Linked DNA regions of Mus musculus: regions 1 and 2 are each linked to region 3. Evidence: chromatin loops called from intact Hi-C (ENCODE). Cell type or tissue: heart. All regions are shown on one strand.

Region 1 (8,000 bases), 110 kb after region 3:
GGGGAAGCTGCACATATACTGCACGTACACAGGGGAGGGCTTGCTGCCCGGGAAGGAGGCAGGGGAAACTGGGCCCCACTGTGGTTTCAGGTATCCAGCGACTGCCAAGCTAGCCCATACAGCCCTGAAGGATCATGCTTTCCCCCTGCTCGTCTGTGGACCCCAGAGGGGCCTCACTGTGGCTCCTCATGCAAACCAGCTGCAACATCCACTCCAGTTTCCTTCCCCAGGAAGCTGGGAAATGGTGGAGAAACCAAGCGGTACAAGGAAGACAGGGCAAGAACACTTCTGTCACTGCTTCTCCATCAGTCCACAGTAACCACAGTAGGTCATTACAGACTCTTCTAGTGAAAAGGGAGCTGGGTCACACGAGCGCAACTGTGTCTACCTAAAAGACTTTAACTTCTGGGTAAGTTTCCAGTAGATCAGCTGCTAAAATCAGCATAGTAATTGTTTTGAAGACCTTAATTTGAGGTCACCTATGAACTAAAACTATCAGAATACTATCCTTATGCTCCCATTTGTCACAGTTTTGGGTCATAATTTGTTTTAGAATTAGCCTGAAAGACTTGCACATTGTGCTATTTCCCTGTGTGTCCTCCTCCCTAATAAGAAGGCTCAATATAGAATTGCCCAAGAGAGTTATCTCCATGGAGACGGTGAGTCCCAGGAATGTAGGGCAGGGTGGTGCTACACTGAGTATAGGTGAGGCCCCACGCCTCAGGCCAGGACCCAGAAACTCACCCTAGAGCAACATCCATTACAAAGAGCCTTCCACAGACCTGTGGTTCAGCCCTCAGTAGCAGGGCGGCTGATTCTGAGGAGGGCTTTCTGAGAGGAACCACAGAGTGAGCGCCACATCTCTTCACTAGTAGGACCCTGACAAGAGACCACTGTGCAACCTTGGCAGAAACAGGGTTTCCTTTTAAAGAGCTAATTAGCTATATTCCTTGTTTTAATTAAATGATAGGTTGAATCACCACCACCACTACCACACACACTAGCCTAGGTGGTGAGTGTTTTACTGTCAGTAACAAGAGAGGAACCAGTGTGGAAAAGACACCAGAGGGAAACCGTCTAAACACATATGCAGTTCTTCTAGATTCTGGCTTTGTGAGGCTCATTAATTTCTTTTTTGTCAAAATTTAACCCAAAGGTTCCTGTTTCTTTTAAAATAATTTCATTTATTCTTTCTTTTATATTTTCCCCATTTTAGTTTGACTTCAAAATAAAATACTATTAGTTTTAAAGTACACTAGTATACTTTTAAAATGACTGAGAAAAGAACAAAGAAAGGGACAGAAATATTGCCATCAGAAGGCTATATATGCATGGGTGTCCTCTTTTCTACTTCCTCAAATAAGGCGCTCTTGTTCTAGTTCTTTTCAAAGCCTTACTATCTAGTTTATGCACTGTATGGTGGTTCCACATCAAGGGCTCTAATCAGAAACCCTTGAATTGAGTGCAATGTCCAGGCTGTCCCTGTACAGTAAGACCTCTGTGTGTATCTGTACTGATTTTCTCAGTGCATGCCATTATACCCACAGACTGTACACCACAAGTACCTGTCACAGTGCAGTTCAGTCATTATGGAGCAGGTGAAGGAATATGGCAGAAGGTAGGTAGTGGCAATGGGAAAGGCTCAGTTGTCACACACATAGGTAGTAGATGGGAAAGATGAATGTGATGGTTAAACTTCATGTCAGTATGGCTGGATTTAGAGTCATTTAAGAAACATGCCTTTGGGAACAATGTGTGAAGGGGTTTCCAGAGGGGTTTGAGCCAGGAAGAGGAGACCCACAGTCTATATGGAGAGCTCCTATTCTGAATGTGGGCAGCACCAGGCCATAGACTAGGTCCAGAACTCAAAGGAAGCAAGGTGACCTAGCAGCCATCCCTATCTGCCTCTTCTCTGTAGATGAAATGTAATCCTGCTGTCATGACCTGTCCTATCCTAGACTAAATCCTCAAACTGCAAGCCCCCTCTCCCACCCCATAGCCCCCCCCCCCACAAACTTTCCTGTTGTAGTCATTGGAAAAGTAACGGAAACCACCCACTAGAGTTCTGTGTGCTTGCAGCAAAGCATTACTGGTATCTGGAAGTCCAAAGAGAGGTGGAAAAATCGTGGCTCAAGCTCACATCACATTATCTATGCTTAAAAACTGTATACTATCTGCTGGAAGAGTGCCAATCAATTCAACAAATATTCTAAGCCAAGAGGTTGCAATCCACTTTACTAATCTTTCAAAAGGGTTATAAGCAGAATTTAAAACTGTGAAATTTAGTATTTCTCTCTTAAGACATGGTAGACATGGGAAAATTATAGCTTAATTGAGTGAAAATTCTGTTTTTAAATACCTGCTCATGATTTTGCAGGCTTCAGACTTCATGCAAATAAGATTTTAAGCAAAAGTCTGACAAGCTTCTTTACCTGAGATGAACCAACTGAGCACAGAAAAGGGACCTTCAAATGTTCTACAGACTAAAATATACTCTTGTTCCACAGACAAGATACAGACATGTACGTGCCTGTGCACATGTGCGCACACAGTGCAGGTGCCATCTCACAAAGACACTATGTAAGCATTATACGTCTATGAGAGGCCTCTGTAATAGTATCCTGACTCCTGTTCCCTACCACAAAGGAATCATGACTCCCTTCTTCCTATCATCAGAGTGAGCTACTCTCTGATTTGGGCAGCTGTAATCCAGTGGTCAATGGGCTCTAACACACAGGTGGGCAGCAAGCTCCCTCAGGGCTTTGGACATCTAGAAGAACCTTTGACCCAGGCTAAGCCTTTGGGAAGTTATTGCTCTGAGAGCTCAAGAAGAAATTCTCAGAGTATCAGAGGGAGAGGACTTAGAAGGAAGAAAAGTGCAATTTAGGAGAAAAGAAGCGGCCAGAAGGAATGGAGAGCAACTACTGACCACCAGCCAATGTGGCAGGAAATGACACATTTACATTTGGCTGTGGCGTACCCATTTGATCACACACTGAAGTCCCCAGGTGGTATTCCCAAGCTAGGAAACCAGTCCCCTACCTAATCCCAGTTGTGGGTGGTGTTCCACCAGAGTCCAGCTGTTGTCATCCACACAGTGACTTTTGTAAACCAGCAGCTGGCACAGGTCCCTGGCTGTCATGTCGGTTAGAATCTCCACCACTTTGCTGGTCCCATCTTCACTAAAGACTTTGACATCCTGCAACACACAAACGGGACAAGAACATATGAAGCAACTCGGCAATTACATAAAGGAAAAACAGACAAGATAAAACAAAAATACACAAGTGTCTCAACACACGGACAAGTGGGGTTTCTGGCTCCACAGATGTAGGTCAAGGGCTATGGGATCCCCTTTCCTCTCTTTGGAGGAACCAGGGAACCTCATAGGCACGACAGTACACAGCCAAGCTGCCAGTCTAGCTTAGGGAGTAACTCACTAAAACACTACAGGTGGTCCCAGGTTAGACAGCTTAGACTTTTATAAACTTAGCAAATATCTGGGTTGACCCTCCTGTCCTGAATTGTGGTGACTCTTTTCTCTTTATCCCCAGAGCCCAAAGGGTCTGCAACTCCTGTTAGCTCTATACTGTTCATAGCTCCTGAGAGACAGGAGGAAGCTGAGATAAATGAATTAGGGATACACTAATATTTAGACTGATGAAAAGGGGCATGGAAGAATTTAGTCATTAAATTGCTTGATCTTTCTCCTCCAAGATTGAAAATAAGCTATAGTTTCCAGGTCCTATTCAAATCCACAAAAACCAAATAGTTCCTGGGGAAAAGGCATAGAAATCTTGGGAGATTAAGAAAAAAAAAAAATCTACCTTCTCCAGTTGATGGGGATGCAGTCTTTAGGAGATGTATTTAAACAAACAAAAACAACAACTATAACAACCCCCAACAGCAACAACAACTATCTGCCAAGGACCTTATCCCAACAGCATGGAATAGGCAGTCAGAAGGACACAGTGACAGTTTGAACTGTGACTGCCTACTGCCTGTAGATTGTTCCTGGTGTTTCCCTACCTGCTCTGAGTCTGGGCTCACTGTTTAGTAAAAGCTGCCTCTGCCTGCCTGCCATCTTACTCGACCCTGTGGTAGGAATCAATCACTTCAATAGCCTATTTCTGCCCTTGCTAGCACTGATATAACCACCTGTGGGCTTTCGTCCCTCACTTCTCTGCAGGGGGACCTGGGGCTGAGGCTGATGAGACTGGTGACACCAGCAATGACACAGCATGACTGCAAAAATCCTTGGGTGGTGAAACCCTAGTAGGCTACTCAGGCTGGAGGCTCTCTGCATTCTGACCAACCTCCTACTAATCTTTGTCCCCAACTGCCCCATCAGTGGCAACTTTAGTGCTGAGTCTGCCATCAGCTGACTATTGATTGTCCTGATAAACTCCCTCCAGGTGCCCAGTTCTCTGGTCCTGTCTCCAGTTTATGTGGTTAGAAGGATGGCTCTATGAAAGAGTCAAGCCAGCACTATAGAGGGTACTATGGCCCTGTGGGTAGGACCTATGTCTACATCATCTTGTAGAAAAGGTCCCTACTGCTGAAGGACAAGGTAGCACGAGGCTGGGTAGAGGAAGGCCATATTCCTCTGGCCTTTGAACTCAAGAAAAGTTGGGGTAGAGGTGCTTCAGGGGTTTCAGGAAGGATCCTTCTCTATGCAAGACAAGCTGGGGAACCCAAAGGGCCTCTCTACTCCTGCTACTCCCTGACTAAGAAAAATTTTAGGGTTTGCTTTCAAACTCTCTTTCACGTTTAAAGAAAAATACCACTCCCTCTTTTGGAATTTATGTCTCCGTGAAAGTTTGCCTTGACCAGCTCAAATGACTGACTCCGTCTAGGAACTAACACTTAATTCAAATCAAGAAAATATGTCTGTGGTCTCTAGGCAAGAACATTCTTTCTAAAATGCTTTAACATAAAAGAAACAGAAATTTGGAAAGTATAAATGCATTTGATATTCTGGTTTGCAGTGTACAGGGCCTCCTAAGTCAGTGAAGCTTTCCACCCCCCAGAATGCTCTCCGAATGCTCTTCCTTTCCTAAGCTTTGAAACATTTATGTGGTTACAGCAAACACTGTCTCCTCCAGGAAAGTTATGTGGCGGTGAAGTATGTGTCTCATGTCTCCCCAAGTCTACTCGCCACTTTTCCTGCCCAGATCAGCCGTGGCTCCACGCTTCAAAGTCTGTTTTCAGCCCACTGCATTTTTCTTTAAACTCTTTCTTTTTCCCTCAAATGCTCCACAGCCAACCGCTCTCCCTGATCTATATATAGTCTGGGCAGTACAAACTAACACGTACTCTGTCACAGGTTTATCGCCATTGCTTTGAGATTCCTGCAAAAAGCCAGGTTGGCAGGACAGGGCAGTACGTGATGGGCAAATAGCTAAGCCTTGCCTCCCCCTGAACCCCAAAGCCTGTGACAGGGAACAGACAGAAAAGTACACACCTCCCGTTATAGACTCTAACTGACACACCATTCTTTGGCTATTTCCCCAAACTCCACAGGGCTTGCTGCCCACAAGCCAAACAACCTCCAAGACAGAACTCTGGAAAAACCATTACACATACCAGCAGTGTTGATCTGGGTAAATGCTGGAAGCTACAGAAGGGACGTTTTGTAGCAAATATATAAGGCACAAAGCTAATGCTGTGTGCAGCTCCAACGTCCTTCCATGGAATCTTTTAAAGGAGGGTTCTAGGTGAAGCATTTTGTGCCACACTGTCATCTGTCTCTTTAGCAGACCTCTGAGCTGTGCTGGGGCTCATTAAGGAATCAAGTAAGGGTTGTATATTTCATAGGTCTGTGCAAGATCCTGGGCCAAGAGCTCCTGGGAGCAGCCTGGGCCTCTTAGGCACACTGAATGCTCTCATTTCTTACCCAGGGTGGATACAGAAGGTTTTCTCAACGAGAGCAAGGTTCTGGGCCCCGAGCGACTCATATTTCAGCAGGGTGAGAGCCATAACCCTGGCAGCTATTTTCCATGGGAGAATTGTCCAGGGCATACATGAATCTATATAGTACTGGAAGGGGTGGAAAGCTGGACAGCCATAACTTCATCCTGAAATCTAGGTAGCTACCTTAGCCTCACCTTCCTCATCTGAACCCTGAAGCATTGTTTTGACGTAAGTGGGACACACAGAGCCTGATGCTCCATGTATGTAACTTTGGCAATGGCAAGAAGTTTTGGCATGACAGTTAGGGCTGGTACTAAGCAGCAATTCTAGAATCAGAGGGAGCCACAACTCCCTTCACAAGTTACCCCACCTTTCTGAGCCTCAGCTTCTCCATCTGTGAAGTGGGCATCCGTGCCACTGGATTCACAGTGTCGGTTGGACACTGGTTCTTAGGTTGTTTCTTTGAAAATCTCGCAGTGGTCTTTGTCCACAGACCTGGACGGGTGAGTTTCGACAGCTGAAAGCCTGGAGGGAACTTGGTAGAGAGATGGGGAGGGCTCTAAATACCTGTTCACCAGTACTCCCAATTCTTAGAAAGCAGACCTCAACTGGTTAAGATGCAACGGGAAAGCATCACAAACAAACGAACCAAATACTTAATTGCTTTAAAAATAAAACAGTAATGTGAAAAAGACAGGGTACAATCACATCAACAGTATAAAACTTTTCAAGAGGGATGGAGGTGCTTTTTGCTGAATTTGCCCACTACACACTCTGCTATAAGGGCCCCATGAGGTAATAAAATGTTCCATTGTTCCCTGACTTTCTGTTGTCATTTCTTATACATTCACCATATAGAGGAAGGAACAAAAGCCCCTTTCTTTGCAGACTTAAAGGAAGGTGTTTAGTAAGAAGTGGTGTTCTGGCCTTTTGTCTTCATGGTCCCAGCAGGTGAACAGTATGGGGGTCTTTCCGGCTTCTTTGCTCCCAGTCTTGGCATAGATTCTTACCACAGCTTCCTGTAATGGGCCTTGCTGCTGCTGACCGGGACCTAAGGAATCTTGTTACTGAATTGAAAAGATCTTCTGACTTTGGTGCCAGAGGCCCACCTTATCAAAATAGAAAACAGGACACTCGAAGCTCTGTGCCTCTCTGGCCCCCCTCACCATCTGTCTGCAGTGCAAGACGTCCCTAAGTAGACGGCCTGGTCCCTGGGGGTGTACAGGCTGGTACCCCAGCATCAAGATGGTCCATTCTTCCCAGACACTGCACAGTAACTGCAGCAGGGGTAGGCGTCTGAAAGAAAAGCTTTTGGACCCTGAGTTGTCTCTGTTTAAATGATTCCTATATCAAGAGATCTTGTAGGGTCATGGCTGGATGTAATCAGAAGGCCAGAGGGGTTCTGGGGAGGGCATGCATGGGATACTCAGGGAATCCTTTACTAAGCCTCTGAGCAGTGACTGTTTTATTGTGAAACTGCAGGACCTAGAAGGATAAAGGCAGTACAGTCATGCTGAGGCAGGTAGAGGAAGCTAGCCTAAGGCAGGTGTCACACCAGCCTCATCAGAAGCTTTTCTGCAGGCAGCAGGGCTTTCCCAGTGACAAAAATAGTTAGTCCTGGGGTAAGGATTTGAATAAAGAGCTCTCTGCTCTAGCTGGCCTTTTTTCCTCCACCAACCAGCTGCTACTCAGCACTTTGAATCCTTCTTGTCACAGAGGCTCCAAGATTTTGTTTCAAATAACCAAAAATAGAGGGGGTGGCTGCCTCATGCCTTGAAATTTCAGGATGAATTGGATGGGCTAAATTAATTTTAGTAAAAAAAAATTAATTGAAATTTGAGTCTTCTTGAGGTCAGTTTTAAATCACAGCCCTGGTTTGTCTCTAAGATCTGAGGCTGAAGCCCAGGGTTCAGCGACATGGACGTGGTGGCTCTTCGTCCATAAGAACAGGCAACCCTGCTTGGCTGGTAACTTCTGCTTGCTTTCAAAGTCTATGCAGTTTCATAGAATCTTACCAAGTACACTTTTCAATAAAGTTTGGAAATATTTTAAGTCCTTGGAAACCCTTTATAAATGAGACAGTTTTA
Region 2 (8,000 bases), 120 kb after region 3:
TGCTCGGGGCTCTGAGCACTTAGTAACACCACCAATCAACTGTGACAGTCAGGGGCAGCCTTCACTTTTATCTTGGGCAATTTAGCACCATATTCAAAGTAGGCTCAGTGGGAACTGTTTTTATGTATTTTTATAATATGTAATATCTAATAAATACTTAAAATATGTAAAGTTTTTTTAATTCCTTCAAAAATTTCTAGATTAATTTGAGTTTTCTTTGTTCACTTTTTCAGGTCTTCTAAGATCAAGTAGGAAATGTGAATTCCCAAGAACGTGGGGGAAAATGCAAAATTTCCCAAACTATGGAATAAACATGTTTCCTAACCTACAGCCTTGTACTTGCTAGACAAATGCTGCACCACAGAACTATACCCCCAGCCCAAGCTAGTGGTTTTGCCTGGCTGCTTTTGGAAAACTCACAAGGGTACTCCTAATGAGATGGTATACGAATGTTCAGTTTCCTCAGGGGTGTTCTGCTACTTGGGATTTGCTGTGGCACCTTGCTTCAACAAAGGTCTTACATGTGAGTGATCTCAGATACAGATTCTATTCTTTTGACATTTTAGTTACTGACTCTGCAAAGTGGCCTTGCCCTTCTTGGGTCTTGGCTGCTGTTTGAGCAAGTCTCTGGTGGTCTGTTCTATTCCACAAGAGAAGAGGGTAAAATAAGCACCCACAGTGGCAGCTGTGGCGTTAGGTCTTGTATCAAATATAGGAAGCAGCTGCACTGTGCCTACATTTTCCTATGTGCTGAATTAATGTCACCACTGGTCTGAGAGGCTAGGGTCAGTGACACCAGCCTCCTCAGACAGATAGGGAACTGAGATGCTGCTGCTCTGAAGGGGCCACCAGCCCTGCCTTACTGCATGAGCCTGGGCTCACCCTCTACACACTGGGCTTGCCTCTTACAGAGGAGACAGGCAACCAGGCAGGGCCTCCCTGGAGAGATGTGAGTGAGTAGGAGGTCAGAGGAGAAAGGGGTGGTGCCAAGCAGAGGGTTTTATCTTTTGACACAGGATGAGCTGATATATCTTACGCTGGGCTGTCACGGGATACTGGCATTGTCTCTGTCTCACTGGGCATCCCCGTCTCATTTCTAGCTACAGTCCAGGGACTTCTCTAAACAGCCACAATTTGCCTCAAGCTGGGATCCCAGAACTCAAGTTAAACCTCGGCTAGATCTAGGTCTCCATACTTCAGATCTCAAAAGGCAGCAGAAAAGATGACACACCTAGCTGTGAAGGCACCGAAAGCAGGAGGACTAGTAAATGTATGGCTGAGGCCTTCGGGCAGAGGAGAGTCTACTCTGCACATAGTAGCCGGGATTAGATTTTCCCACTATACAGAGGTCTCGAGTGGCAGTGCATTCACAGAAGAGCAGGTTAAGCCTAGGCAGACCCCGGAGGTCATCAGTAAGCGCAGAAGTAGAATCCTGCTTAAGGCCATCAATTCAGTTCCAGAAAATTAATGTTTAAAATGAAGCAAAGAGAAAAGAACTGTTTGGAGTTGAGGCAGTATTTATGCACCATTAATGATGGGGCACAAAAAATTATGAGAGTAATTGTGTTTAAATAGCAAAGGGAAAAACATGCTCTAAGGAGTCAATGTGTGGTCTGCCATTGCTGAGCTTGTTATGAATTCAGAAAAGGTCCCATCTACAGCACTACCTAGCATGAATCAGACCTCCTCTCCTATAGCACTACCTAGCATGAATCAGACCTCCTCTCCTATAGCACTACCTAGCATGAATCAGACCTCCTCTCCCGAGTTCCCTTGATCCCCCCAATGTCTTAGAAGCTCTGCCCTTGAACAGTACAAGTCAGCAATGGCTATGTCTGGTGCTATGTCTGGTGTGTCAGCATACTCCAGATAGGACCTCAGTTTCCCTTGTCACCACTGCATGTGTTCAAGCCCCTGGTTCGCCTACTGAGGTGGAAAGGTTGTGTTTAATGACAGGCCCAACTTTGGTCACACTTGCTCTGCCTACAGAGATAGTGTCTAAGTTCCACAACAGGGAACAAGGTCAGGGCAGCTTCTGCTTTCTGCCCCAGATATCCTACTCCATGAAAGTTAAGTGTCCTCATGAAGGAAGCCAGCCAGGTTTGGTTTTCTGCAGCTAAATATATCCTGACAGTGGCTGAGACAACTTGGAAATGCATACAACCGGTAGCCATTTTAGTGCCATTGTCATGTGTAACTATGTCAGTCCTCAGTGAAATGGGGTCCCTCACACCCTTCCCAATTAAGGCTGTCCCACCAGGCTGCTGAGTACACAGACCTCCAGACAAACTGTACTCAGGGCAGTGTTTGTTGGATGGTAGCAAGCGGGATTTAGCTCACTTTACACTATCGGCATAGCCCCTGTACGGGATGACTTTCTTCAGTGGTGTAGCCATTAATAAGTTGCTCATGCTTGGTAAATAACCTTGACCCTCAGTAAAACTCAGTGGATCAGAACAAAACCAAAAAGGCTGGTGAGATGGCTCTGCATATCTGAGCACCTGGGTACTACTCTGATTTGAGCCATGGATCTATATGAGAGAAGAGAACTGAGTCCTTAATTAATTGCCCTTTGATGTCCATACTCACTGTACTGCATGTGTGCCCCCCACTAAATAAATAGATATTGATCAGAATATATAATTTACATGTATGATGTTATCAAAGAATAAATACACAATAAAACTAAAAACAGCCACAAAGAACAGCAGCCTTCCACAAGTGAGAAACACCTTCCCTGCTCTCACTGGTCCCAGTTGGCTTGAGGAATCTGACGACAAACACGCCAGTGCACTGTTCTCATGAAGAGCCAACTCTGATCCCAAGAAAAACACGAGCAGGCAAAATTCCCGGGTTTCCTTATTCTTACAAATTTGGACAATCGGTGGGGAGGAGGCTCATTTTCTTGCTAGCCAAGGCGAGGGCCAGACAGTACTTTTGTGGTCTACTTCAGGACAGGAAACTTGTAAACAACCTCGGGGACAAACCATGCACGATCATCAGGATCCTTACTCAAGGCAGAAGGTCACCAGGGAGGTAGACAGCCCAGATGCACTTCAGCATGTGACCCTGTGCAGAAGCCAGGACAGTGCTGGCTCCGAGACAAGGGACACTGACCTCACCTTCTAAGTCTGACAGTGCTGTAATTCGGGCGGCTCGAGAGGCACTCATGGGGAGCAGTGTTCCAAAGCCAGCAGAGTATTAGAAAAAAGCCTACTGCTGGAGAGCCTGGTGCTGTATGCCACTAGACTGCAGAGAATGGGACTGGCTGGCTCCGCCGTGTTAGAGAACAGCAGAGGTGGGCAAGTGGAAAAAAATGGGTCTAGTGGGAAAACACAGAATCTTCTAAATTGCAAGTTTTAAAGAGGCAGCTAAGGTAGCAGGAAGCCTGTGAGGACTCTAGGCCGAAACACTAGGTCAGACACAACTGTATGCTGACACCAGCCTCACTTTACTGTAGGTGACTGACATCTGTACTGACTTACAGCAGTAAGTGAGTGAGCACCACAGCAGCCCATGCGCTGCACAGAGCAGAGCCTCCATGTAAAGTCACTGTCTATGTTCTACTCCCTGCAGCAGGCAGGGTGTGGTATGCTGCTGAGCCCTGGGCCATCTTGTTCCTAGCTCACTGCTAAAGGGAGTTTGAGATGCCACGATTCCCCTGCTCATGTCTCTGATAAGCTGAATGGCTGTCACTGGGGAGTTTCTCACATGGGGGCAGTGACTAGCTCTCTACTTCATAGTACCACTTCAAATGAGAAACAAGTTTTAAAAGGGCAGTTATTATCTCCTGAGTCAAGTGGCCATTCTTTGGCCTTGAGCAGGCTGCATTTGAAGTCAAGACCTCAAGATGGAAGCTCTGATTGTATCCCATACTGAAGAGTGCCTGCACAGGAAGGCCCAGCGGTGTGCCATAGCAGAAAGGCTGATTGACCCGGATGACCTGGTCACACAACTTCTTTAAAAGAGCTAAAATCATCCTTAAACATCAAATCATTAATTAAAAAACAACAGCAGCAGCAAGAACAACAATAAATAACAACAACAACAACAAAACAATCAAAAGATTCTTTGAACACAGTGATGCATTCCTCAGTCTGGTGAGAGGCTAAAGACACTTGGGTGACAAGCCCGAGGACCTGAGTTCAATCCTCCAGGACCCGTATGGTGTAAAGAGAACTGACTTATGAAAATTGTTCTTTAATTTTTTTTTTGTTTTGTTTTTCGAGACATGGTTTCTCTGTGTAGCCCTGGCTGCCCTGGAACTCACTCTGTAGACCAGGCTGGCCTCGAACTCAGAAATTCACCTGCCTCTGCCTCCCAAGTGCTGGGATTAAAGGCGTGTGCCACCATGCCCAGCTGTTCTTTAATTATATATATGCATCATAGCACACATGTTGTCCTCAGGAATAAATAAATAAATAAATAAATAAATGATACATAAGTGCATAGTTAATGTTTTGTTTTTTGTTTTTGTTTTGTTTGTTTGTTTGTTTGTTTGTTTTTTTTTTTTTGCAAAATTACCCTGATACATTCCTAACTTAGTAAATTGAATTTTGGCCAACACATTAAAAGAACTCATGAAAAAAAAGTTCAGTATCAACCCAAAGAGGCTATCTTAGAACTTCTGTCCTTTTTCCACAAAGAAATGCATCATTGTGTTGTAGTCAGGGACCACTTACATGCTTGGCAGGTGGCTGGCTCGGAGGAGGAGGTAAGGAGCTAGGAGCAACCGAAGGAGGGCTCCCAGGGGCCGCACCAGTGAGCTCCGGAAATGGGTTGGGGATGGCCGGAAGAGATGCAGTTCTTAACTGCTGGTCTTCCTCCTGAAGGCGCCTATAAGGAAGGAGTCAAAAACTAGTTTGCCATCCTAGCACACACCTGCTGGGTCTACGCCCCAGAGAAGGAAATGCTGGGTTTCTGTGGATGCTGGTACAACCATGTTCATGACAGCCTTATTCACAGTGGCCCAAATCAGGAAGCAGCCTAATTGTCCAACCGTGAATGGGTGATGAAATATCATGTAGCCTTAAAAAGAAAATTATCCAGACAATAAGGGAAGGGAATTCTGACCTATGCTATAAATCCAGTAGCAGAAGGACACACACTGGCAGACTCCATTGTACAGGGCATACAAAACAGTTGAATTCAGAACGTAGAATGGCAGGGGCAGAGGAAAGAGAGGGGGGAGCTGCTATTAAAGAGTTCAGTTTCTGTTCTCTAAGATGAGAATATTTTGGGGATTGGCCATTAATCCCGAGTGTTCGCTAACACTTTAAAAGGTGGCTACTATGCAACATATGCTCTGACTTTTAAGATACCAGCTCTCTCAAGGAATGAAGGGAATCTGTGTTGTGATACGTGAGGAAGTCGTTCCTATACCAGTCTGATGATGTGGCAGAAAGCTCATTTTTTACTGTTAACAAATCCTGGTCTTCCTGTAGCAGTTTCAGCTTCACCATCTTTGATCTACAGAACCAGACAGGGCTGTTTCTGATGTTCCAGCAGCCCACAGAATCCTCCTTCTTTATTAGGGTGTATTGAAAATTTATAAATTATTTCCATTTTTAACCTCATTAATTTTTTTAATGCTATAACATTTCACAGACACTGCCCAGAAGTGTAATTAAGGGGCATTATGAAAAGATGAAAGCAATCCCTGTTACAGAGGCTCACATCAAAAGAGGCTGTCCCTGAAGCTGCAAAATGAAAGTGTCTGTGGAGAGGACCCAGGACCCAGAGATATCAAGATGGCTACAAAACTGCTAGGACCTGGGAGGTGGAGGTGTCTGTGCTTCCAAAACCTTGCCTGGTTCATCCACTTGAAAATAATTCTCTCCCTCGCCAAAGTCCTCCTCCTGCTCCATCATTTAGCCTGTGGGATGTCTGGGCCTCCTGCAGACTTTTCCTTTATATCTTCCTCCACTTAGCTCACCCAGCCTGTTGTAATCACCGGGAGCCCCTCAGCAGTGTGAACCCAGCACCCACATCCTGGGAAAGGACACCTAGGGGAGCTGGTTACTGAGGCTGAAGAAGATTTAATGTCAGACCATAAAGAACCCTTTTAGACGGTTCTGGAAGCAGGGAGGAGCAGAACGTCCCAGAATAGGCAGTGCTGAGAAAGTACAACCGCTGGAACTCCAGCTGGACAGAGGCTGGGCAACAATCCCAAGCATAGTCGACTGCACACACATCTGTGAATTCCCAGCGAGGCAGGGGCAAGCTTGTATTAAGAGCTCATGATCCTTGCTCGGTCATGCAAGCCTGTAACTCATGGGATCCTGAGAAGGAGCCAGACAAAGGCAGTGCTCCTCAAGCACTCCTTTTCTCAGCTTGCTTTTATAAACCAGAGATGACTATAGGCTCCACATCTTCCTCTCAACAAAACTATTATCTACTGAACACTCTTAACTATGCTGTTTGCTTTTGTTCAACACAACCCAGCCGCTCTCCTATTCTTCTGTGCTCTCTAACTCCACATAAATGTCACATACTCGCAGAGCGTGACTGCTTCTTGCTCTGCAGTGCTGTCACCTAACTGCATCTTTCTTCATATCGGGGCCCCATCACTTGCAGGCCTGTAGGTTCTTCAGATGGCTTTCATGTCACGACATACTCTGCAGCCATGTTGCTCTCTCTTTCCTGCCCCTTAACTCTCCAAGTCAGAATTGCACTACCTAAACCAAAATCTATCCTTTCTTATATGTTCTAATCTTCTCCTTGCCTCCACTCTCCAACCTTCCACTTTCTGACTAGCTTGAACTCAGATCAGAGATCTGTCACCTCCCAGGAAGTTCTCTCAAGGTTCCAGGACTCTCCTTTTGCTAACACAGCTATGCATTTCTGTTCAGTTTCCTAGGGATAAGAACAAAACAGAACCACTCTGGGGACTGTACATTTTTGAGTAGGCCCTGGAGGACACTGTAGCTGGTCTATAGACAATACTCTGAGGAACATGAACCTGGAGCATGGTTAAGGAATCTGCTGTGAATCAGGAGCTCAGGAAAAGGTATAGCTGCTAAGCCAGGCAGCAAGTTCACACCAAACGCTGAAATGTTACACAGCATACCCAAAGCCATTGAGAGCTGCACTTTTAGTTCTTTGAGGTCAGCTGGCAGAGGCATGACTTGAAAATTCTGATGACATAGCCACAGATGGTCAACAGCAGCCTTGTGTATCACAACAACTATCCCACTTTCTTCCTTCCATCTTACCACTTTGTGTCACTTCACTATCACAACAGGAAGGATAGAACTCACTCATATGACTTCATTAGCATTATAATTGTTCTTTTGTACTATTAATTATTGTTGTACATATTATAGTGTCTAATTAATAAGCCAAAATTCACCATTGTTCTGTGTGTGTAGGGAAAACTACAGTAAACAAGGGTAGGGGGCAGGACTGTGCTTTGGCTTTAGGACTGCGGGTCGGCTTCCTCAAGATTATAGGGCAACAACTGTAGCTGCTATTAAGAGAACAAACTCATCTAACTTGATTTTACAGTCACTGCCCATCACCATTTGGAGAGCAGAGCGCATTGTCTGTGCAGACAGCACATGTTCTGGCCCACCTGAGAATGTGCACAGGCTGCGAGCGTTGCATTTTCTGCCTCGGGGACGCCTGTGGCTGTCCCCGGGAGCTAGATGCTGCTCCCTGGTTGCTGGCATGCTGGCCATCCTCAAGAAGTGGTGCAGTATCAGTATCAGACTGCATGTTGCAAGCTGAGTTAAGGCTTTCCACGGACGAGTTAATATCGTTGTTCATTAGTACTTGAAGCCCAAGACCATGCTCTGTACATAAAAAATGGCAAGAGAAGAAAAAAATGTCAGTGAGGGTATAGAGTTCCACCAAAATGGTTATCTTTGGATGATCAGGCTCCTAAACCAAATAGTATTTTAATATTACTATGAAATCATATTAGTAACATACAATACAAGTTAAGTCTGTGTGTATACATACTACATGTATAGTTCAAAATGAAGTTATTCCATTTGGGA
Region 3 (8,000 bases):
TTTGCTCTCGCTATGATAAAATACCTTAACAAAAGCAACTTAAAGGAGAGCGGTTTTACTTGGCTTTACGAGGTTCAACATAGAGGAGTTCTGACAATGGGAGCTTGAAGCAGGTCATCCTGGTCAATCCATGACCAAGAAGCAGAAAATGACAACTATTTGCCCTCAGCTAGCTTTCTATTTTTTAATGAAGTGCAGGACTCTAACTCAGAGAATTGTGTTACCACTTTAGGGTGGGATTTCCACCTCAATTAACTTAATCCAGATAATCCTCTAAAGGTCTGGCCAGCAGCTAATCTAATCTAAATTAGGGTACTGGTGTGCCTGGTGTGTCTCCTACAAGAGTCCAGATCCTATCAAGTTGACAATCATCACTAACCTTCTCCCCCACCACACCACCACACACAAGAGCCTTAAAGATAGAGTGCTCACATTCTTTGAGGATGAGAAAGCCTCCTCGGCAAGCATATATGTGCCCTTAGTCATGTAGCCTAAGCTTTATTCTGAGGGTAAGGGTGGTAGATACAGCTTTGAGTATACATTAAATAATACTCGTAAATTGCCTATTCTATCACCTAGAAGTCAGTGAAAATTATTAATTTTCAAGCAGAGCATTAAAGGCACAGGCCTTTAATCCTAGCACTTGGAAGGCAGAGGCAGAGATCCCTATGAGTTTGAAGCCAGCCTGGCCTAAAAAGCAAGTTTCAGGACAGCCAGGGCTGTCACACATAAAAACTGTGTCTCAAAAAAACAAAACAAAACAAAACAAAACAAACCCTGAATTTTCATGTATGGTATAGTAATATATAAATTGAAACAAGTATTCCATGCCAGAGGGAGGCCTCTGGAAGACTCAGGAAGTAAACAAACTCAACGATCTCTGGTAGTTTCTGAAATTTACAAAATTTATAAAATGTGCACCCCACTCTACCCAGCCTCCCAAAGTTATATTAATAACAATGGCTGCTAAGGAAAGGAGACTGTCCAGAAGAGCTGCCTACAAGTTATGCTGGAAGCTCCAGGGTGCAGCTTCTGTGAGATGTCAGTTAAGTTGGGCTTGGTTTTTCAGTGATGGAGCTGCCCTTGAGCAATCCCTGTTCCTTTGAGCAACTTCTCACCCAAATGCCTGTAAATAACCCAATACAGTCGATGTACAGTCAAGCCGGATGTTTGTGGAGTTGTTAATTTGGGCCTTTAATTAGTTTCTTGTCTGAGGTGAGTAATGCTTTTTTGTATCTTATCTAGGAAAAACACACCACGAGAAACAGTTCAAGCACCAAATATAGTCACGAGGTAGTTAAGATAGGAAGGTTGAGGCTACAGAGAAGATAGCAGGCAGCTATCCCTGCACAGGTGAAGAGCCTGCTGTCCTTGTATTCATACAGAATGACCCAACCACCCCTGATTTTCCATACATGATGATCATTAATGTGTGTGCTGGGAGGAAAAACAAGTCATTGTGAATTCTGCTGATAAAGGATGTAAGAAACATTCCAAAGCTTTGGTTCAATTATTCTTCAAATTAAACCTCTTGGTAAGTCAAGGTCAAATGAATCATAAACTTTGTGGATACCACTCTGCCAGAACACCATCAAAATCTAAGATACAACAAGAAACCCAAGTCATCTGAAGCAAGGGTGAAGGTGTCAGACTCACCAAGTGCTCACACGCCCTCCCCTGCCCCACAGTGGGATGCAGCAAGAGACACAGCCTTAGGATAACACAAGACTCTCCCCAAGGAGCAACAGGATATGAGTGATGGATGGTCATCACAGCCATCACTCAGATTAACCATGAGACTGGCAGAGCTTTATACTCCTTTGTAAGACAAGACACACTGTAATTTGAATGTCTGTTAAATCCTTTGGATCCATTGGCTTTGGGAAGTGACCAGATCATCATGGTGGAATCCTGAGACACCGGAGAGATTGCTCGTATCCTCTACCATGTGATTATACATAGAAAGTGCTACCCATTAGCCAGGCAACAAATCAACTAGTGCCCTACTCCTGCCTTTCTACACACAAGACGTTTAAATAGTGAACTCCTGTTATTTACACACTCTGGGGTCTGTGGTGTTGTGTGGAGCATCCCAAATGGACTGAAACAAGATGATGTCATGTTTTCCATGGGTGCTGCTTGGGTTCCACATAGACCTCTATTTATAGAATTTGCTTTTTCGGCTGAAGTCCTCTAACATAGCTCCTTAGATGCCGTTGTTTATGTTCCGTTCAGGATATCAGATGAAGGGGTGAGACAAAACAAGATGGAGAGTTTTCGTGGGTCAACCACAAGAAACCCTCATACCTTGGCATGGGAAACTAGGGTCTAGAAGGCTATTTAGGCTTCTTTTTTCTCTCACACCCTTCTGTTGCTTATCCCATATCCTCCATCCTTGAGAGAAGGGCATGATTTTTGAAAAGAAAACAGGCCACTTGGCTGCACCCCTAGGTATCTCAGAGCTTGTTTCTTAGCACCTAGATGAAAGACATTTCACTCTGAGTCTCAACAACTAAGTGGGGAACAGCTAAAGCCACTCTAGAATGTGTCACCCATAAACCTGGTTCAGTAGGTAGGAAAATATTCTATACGATGAATCAAGTTTACGTGCAAAATCTAACCTCTGCTCTTGAGAGATGACCTATAGACCTCTTTTTTCCTGGAGCTTTGGCCCCAGACAGTCTGATACTATGATTAGTGATGGAGACACCAGGCAATTTTCACTTCTGGGGGAGTTGATCTCTAAAGGTTCTAGTTGGGCTTCCAGGAGGGTCTGAGTAGGACCAAGTCTACACAAAAACAAGCAGCAAAAGGTTAGAGAGCCTTGCCTTCTAGGGGAATGTCGTTACTCAGAGCATATAGTTATATATTATATACGGCTAGAGTGTTTCATGCCCTTGTGACTCCTCAGAGTTCACCAGAAGCTGTGTGTGCTCACACTTCAAGACTGTCCTGTGTGTCTCCTTGGCTGATTTTAATCTCTAATCTTCAACCATCCCTGTGAGACAGTTCTCAGTAAGTTTTAGAGTCTTTAGCAGCTTATGGGGTCTAAAGGAGTTTGAAGAGTCCTCAGGTTGTAGCTAGTGTCTAAACAAGGGTACTCAGTCGCAAGGACCGCCTTGAGAAGTCTGCAACTTGGATCAACTCCAAACTCCAACAAGAAAGAACTCACAAATGCTCCTTAGAAGCTTCTGTATGGGCTTCTCCTGGTCCTAAGGGGAAGGGAGACAGTACTGACAATGCCTCTGTGTTCTGCATCTTACATGCTTGGCTAAGACCAGCCCCATCATCCAGGCTCTCCAGCACACATACACATGTAGGAGTTATGTGGATGTAGCATGAACACACAACAGCCAGATATAGGGAGTTACATATGTCAGGCACATTACCACTGAGGCCACACCCACCACCTTTTGCTTCTAAAGCCATTGGCCTCCTGTTGCTACTACAATCTATTTTCTAAAAGGATGCCTCATTATGCAGAAGTCAGGCCAGGGTAACCATGGCGTACAACCTCCTTGCAAGCCCCTCTGTCCCTTGGGATGAAGCTGTGGCAGGCCATAGTATACCTATTCCCCTTCCTCAGTGTCCCCATGTGTGTACCTAAGGCTGCCACCTATCCATCTGCTATAACTTATTCTCTCTTTAATAAACGCTGATCGCCTTCCACCCCCAGCAAACAAAAGGCATTGGCTTAGAGACGGTGGGTTACAAAGGCTTAACTATAAGACGCTACCACCAGTTAGTATTATTGCCCTGATGAACACTGGCCATGCATGAAAGGGGTAGGTGTTGGCCTGTTAGCACCCCCAACACTGTCCTAAGAGCAATCCCTGGGTTTGAACTCAAACTGCAAAGTGCATATCGGGCTCTGCCCACAGCACCCGAACCGCCTGCCAGAGGGAGCTGCAGGACAGCAGGGCAGCCTGAGCTGTGCTCATCCAGCACTGTGAGCATTAATGGCAGGGGCCACCTGCTGGCTGTCATCTTCCTGCTCCTGTGGGGAGCCAGATTGAGTTCAGGGATAGCAGCCGTGTAGTCTCTATCTGGCAGAAGACTTCGGTGCTTTAAATCTGATAGCCCTGGGGAATGACATCAGCCGGCTGTTGGCCAGGACATTCAGTCCTTGGCCTGACATCTGAGTCAGAGGACTTCGACTTGCTTGGCTGAGCTTGTGAAGGTCTGCAGCTAACGAGGCCCACAGTACAGCCATACTGCGGATGGCCAGCTAGTTCAGTGTGTTCTCAGCCTGCTGTGTGTGGCTGCCGTTAGCCAGTAATAATCACAGCTGTGCCATAGCTCATAACAGGTGGAGCCAAATCCTGAGTGAATGGCAAGGCTGTGTCCACCCCACTTCTCACGGTTGGTGATTAGCCTCACGGTCCTGGCAGTACAAGCATGTACTACACGCAGTACATGCCTTTCCTACAGCCTATTGTCTGCAAGAACTCCCCTGAGCTGCACTGTGAAGGAAATACTGTTTTACCATTATGAGAACCGTTTTTCTTTCCAATTTTTTGATAGGGGAAAATGAAGGTCAGAATTTAAGACATGCAGCTGTAAGCTCTAAGCTTCCCTGCCGCTTAAGGTCATGGCCAGCCCCCACATCCACCATTGTCTCCTGCTGGCCAGGGAACAATGACCCAAGGGAGAAGAAGTCTTTCCGAAGAAGAGACCACAAGTAAATCAGGGGTTAGGAGAGGTGGGAAACGTGCTTGGCCCACACGAAGTGACAATGAAGCCAAATGCCAAGCAGGTGGCGTGATGTCTGGCACAAGTCGAAGGGCTGAGGTCAGAGAGCTTGCTAGGGACAGCTCCACCCGAGCCTTTACATCCCTGAGGAACAGAGAAGGGTGAGTTTCATGGGCTGATATATCCTTGGTGCCTTAGAAACAGTTCCAAGGCCTGCTGAGTTCCCAGAGCTCGCATCAAAGGTGAAACTTTGGAAACACAGGCATTTCTTCATTTTGCAGCTAAAACAGAATTCTAGTCTCGATGAGAAAGACAAAATGTCCTCATCTAGGGAGGAAGGAGGCAAGCATGAGGCCCAGGAAATTATCTGAAACTGAGTGTTCTTTGTAGAAGTTTAGCTTGAAAGCATTGATTTGCTAAATCAATATGAACAGCTATGTGCTCCTTACTGATGGGCATGTCTGAGAAATTTATCATTCCACAAGGCAGTCATTGGGAAAGCTTTGTTTTGCTTGTACACATCTCAGAAGTAACACATGGCATTCTAACTGGTGTTTACCCTCACTGAAAATGTCACACTGCATAGCACAGCACAATAAATTATGCCTGTCTATCTTTCCTTTGTTTCTTTTGAAACACAACTCTGACTGTCCTGGGACTCACTCTGTAGACCAGGCTGACCTCAAACTCAGAAATCCGCCTGCCTCTGCTTTTCAAGTGCTGGGATTAAAGACATGCATCAACATTTTCTGGCTTACAGTAATTTATTTTCTTTTAAAAAAACAAAGATACTTTAAAGTGGGTGTGACTAAAGACTGGATTCAAGCACAAACAATTCATGCTGTGTGTATGTCACGCATGCAACAGGACCTTCAAGTGGGGGTAGTTGTTCCAAATGTTGAAGAGCTTAGTTTCCTTAATATGGCCACCATATCCTAAACATTATATTAGCACAAAGTGCTTGGACACTTTCTCCCTTTCATAATATATTGGTGTTGTTAAGCTTAGCCGTTGTTTAGTTAACTCAAACTCTGAGTTTGTGAATTTAAGCCAATGGGGTTACATTGTTGTAAATATAACACGAGATATGCCAATCATGATGGTTAGAATTATTGATGATGAACATCCCTCAAAGTGAAAGGTTGGATAAACTCCCCACTCCATGTCTTGTTTTTAGTTTTTTGGTTTTTTTTTTTTTTTTTTTTTTTTTTTTGGTTTTTTGAGACAGGGTTTCTCTGTGTAGCCCTGGCTGTCCTGGAACTCACTCTGTAGACCAGGCTGGCCTCGAACTCAGAAATCCGCCTGCCTCTGCCTCCCAAGTGCTGGGATTAAAGGCGTGCGCCCCCACCGCCCAGCTTTGTTTTTGTTTTTGTTTTGTTTTCCACTCCATGTCAAGAATACTTTTCAAAAAGAAGAGTGAATTAGATACTTACAGATGGGACCCACTTCCAGGAGATTGTCAAAAGAACAGCAGGATGTGGTCCCCAGTGTAGCGACCACCTAGGAGGTAAAAAACAAACAACCCTTTTATTTCCCATGTTGCTGTTGTTGTAACGCAGCCAGTGGTTAGCCCAGGTACAATGCTAATGAATGTTTACATGGAGATGGAAACCCATGAATGTGTGTTTAATCGTTTGATACCGAACGGGATAAAGAGAAGAAACCTATGAACAGAAGTCTGAACTGTGGCCTGGGGAGATGGCCCACTGGGTCAGAGTGCTTTCTGTGAAATCAAAAGCACCTGAGTTCACATCCCCAGCACCTACATAAAACCCAGGCACGGTGTCACAAGCTTGTCACCCAGCACGGGAGGGGCAGACACTGGTGGATGCTAGGGACTTTCTGGTCAATTGGTTTAGCCAAAACAGTGAGCTTCAGGTTCAGTGAGAGATCCTGCCTAAAAGAGTAGTAGAAGGGCTGGAGAGATGGCTTAGCAGCTAAGACCACTTAATGCTCTCATAGAAGACCCAGATTTGCTTCCCAGAGTTCACATGGCTGCTCAAGACTGTCAATAACTCCAATTTCAGGGATCCAATGCTTCCTTCTCACCTCCGTGGGTAGCAGGCACAAACATGGTACACATACATAAATACAAGCCAAACACTCATACCCATAATGTGTGTGTGGGTGTGTGTGTCTGTGTGTGTAATTTTTTTTTTAAATGTATGGTAGAGAACACAATACAGACACCAATGTCTTCCTGTGGTCTACACACACACACACACACACACACACACACACACACACACACACACGCTGCTGTGCAGCAATTTTCTCCAAGATAAAACTATCCATCTTGGAGGGATGCTCCTTAAGACACAGGAAGTTCTAAGGCGAAGTCAAACATATCACCCTGCAGACAAGCTCTTTAAGCTCAGGAAGTAAACAACTCAATTGCTTCAGGAAGTCCTTAAAACTGGCCAGATTCAATAGGCTCCTCCATCTCCACGCATATATAAACAGAAAGGACTTCTAAGAGAACTCTCAGACAAGATGAGCTGCCAGGAAGAGGCTCAGACCAACGAACTACCTGAAAAGGACACTCCAGCCTATTGCTTTCCCTATGCACCAGGATTCCAGCTGTCATTTAAGCTGGGGGAGGCTTTGGTGATACAGTTGCCTTGAGTAATTTCTATTCCTGTAACCAACCCCTCACCCATATTCTTGTGAGTAGTATACTTACTCAGTAAAACTCATGGGTTCACTATATTGGACTTTGATGGTGGTCTTGCTTTAATCTGTCATGTGTTCCCACTCTGGGGTGGGTACATTCGTGTTCAAGTCTCCTCAGAAATAGTTACACACATACACACACCATAAATATACACAAATCTGAGCTCTGAGCTGTGAGGCTAGGAACTGCTGGTTTTCATGGATGGTCGCCCATACTGGACTTACAAAAGATTTCCAGAGTACGGTGCTTTGGGTCAAAAAGAGGTAATTCAGTCACATGGGTAGTTATTCCTATACTATATATATTCCTTTGTCAGCTGTATCTGTCGGCACTAAGAACATAGTTTCCATAGAATAAAGAATTTAGACCCCCCAGCCCTCCCCAGTTTGGTGGTGGTGGCGGTGAATGTGTATAAAACACAGAGCAAGCACACCAGAGAGGACATGCACTGAGGTCACATAAGATGTATGCAAGCGTGAGTAGAATAGTTCTCGGAGAGCCACCGGTAGGGTCAGTTAAGACACACCAGAACATTGCTCAGGTGTGTGCTTCAATGTCCTTGCTCTGTAATTTGCACTTTGTTGGACATGGAGCTGTTGCAGAAATGTATTTGCTGAGCTGACACCAGGTGATC

The links. Hi-C counts contacts between places; a loop is a spot of excess contacts. Peaks named below come from ENCODE experiments on the same cell type or tissue, not always from the same donor. Only the 100,000 strongest peaks of a DNase experiment are listed, where the experiment ranks them.
Region 1: a loop joins it to region 3, with 2.0 times the contacts of the local background. A loop is called at or near these places in 2 of 42 quality-filtered maps.
Region 2: a loop joins it to region 3, with 8 times the contacts of the local background. A loop is called at or near these places in 7 of 42 quality-filtered maps.

What each region holds. Positions count from the first base shown.
Region 1 is chr11:11,948,461-11,956,460 of GRCm38, forward strand. Grb10 (growth factor receptor bound protein 10) reads right to left here. Exons shown (of 17, transcript NM_010345.4): 5 at 6,284-6,448; 6 at 3,043-3,199. Among named protein-coding and RNA genes, the nearest start is that of Ddc, 54 kb to the left of the region's middle. In heart, no CTCF peak of the experiment used is centred here; no DNase peak of the experiment used is centred here; H3K27ac peaks cover 7,030 bases.
Region 2 is chr11:11,962,850-11,970,849 of GRCm38, forward strand. Grb10 (growth factor receptor bound protein 10) reads right to left here. Exons shown (of 17, transcript NM_010345.4): 3 at 7,574-7,793; 4 at 4,683-4,836. The coding sequence starts at 7,767. It overlaps LOC102631979 (a long non-coding RNA gene), which reads right to left and starts at 4,676. Exons shown (of 2, transcript XR_381046.3): 1 at 1,704-4,676; 2 at 1-1,667. In heart, no CTCF peak of the experiment used is centred here; DNase peaks (open chromatin) are centred at 2,102, 3,052, 3,542 and 6,172; H3K27ac peaks cover 7,284 bases.
Region 3 is chr11:11,840,511-11,848,510 of GRCm38, forward strand. Ddc (dopa decarboxylase) reads right to left here. Exons shown (of 15, transcript NM_001190448.1): 7 at 6,126-6,192. Gm51937 (a long non-coding RNA gene) reads left to right here. Exons shown (of 2, transcript XR_003949848.1): 2 at 1-5,305. Among named protein-coding and RNA genes, the nearest start is that of Gm51937, 8.2 kb to the left of the region's middle. In heart, a CTCF peak has its summit at 3,931 (motif pointing left); DNase peaks (open chromatin) are centred at 4,111 and 4,701; H3K27ac peaks cover 6,887 bases.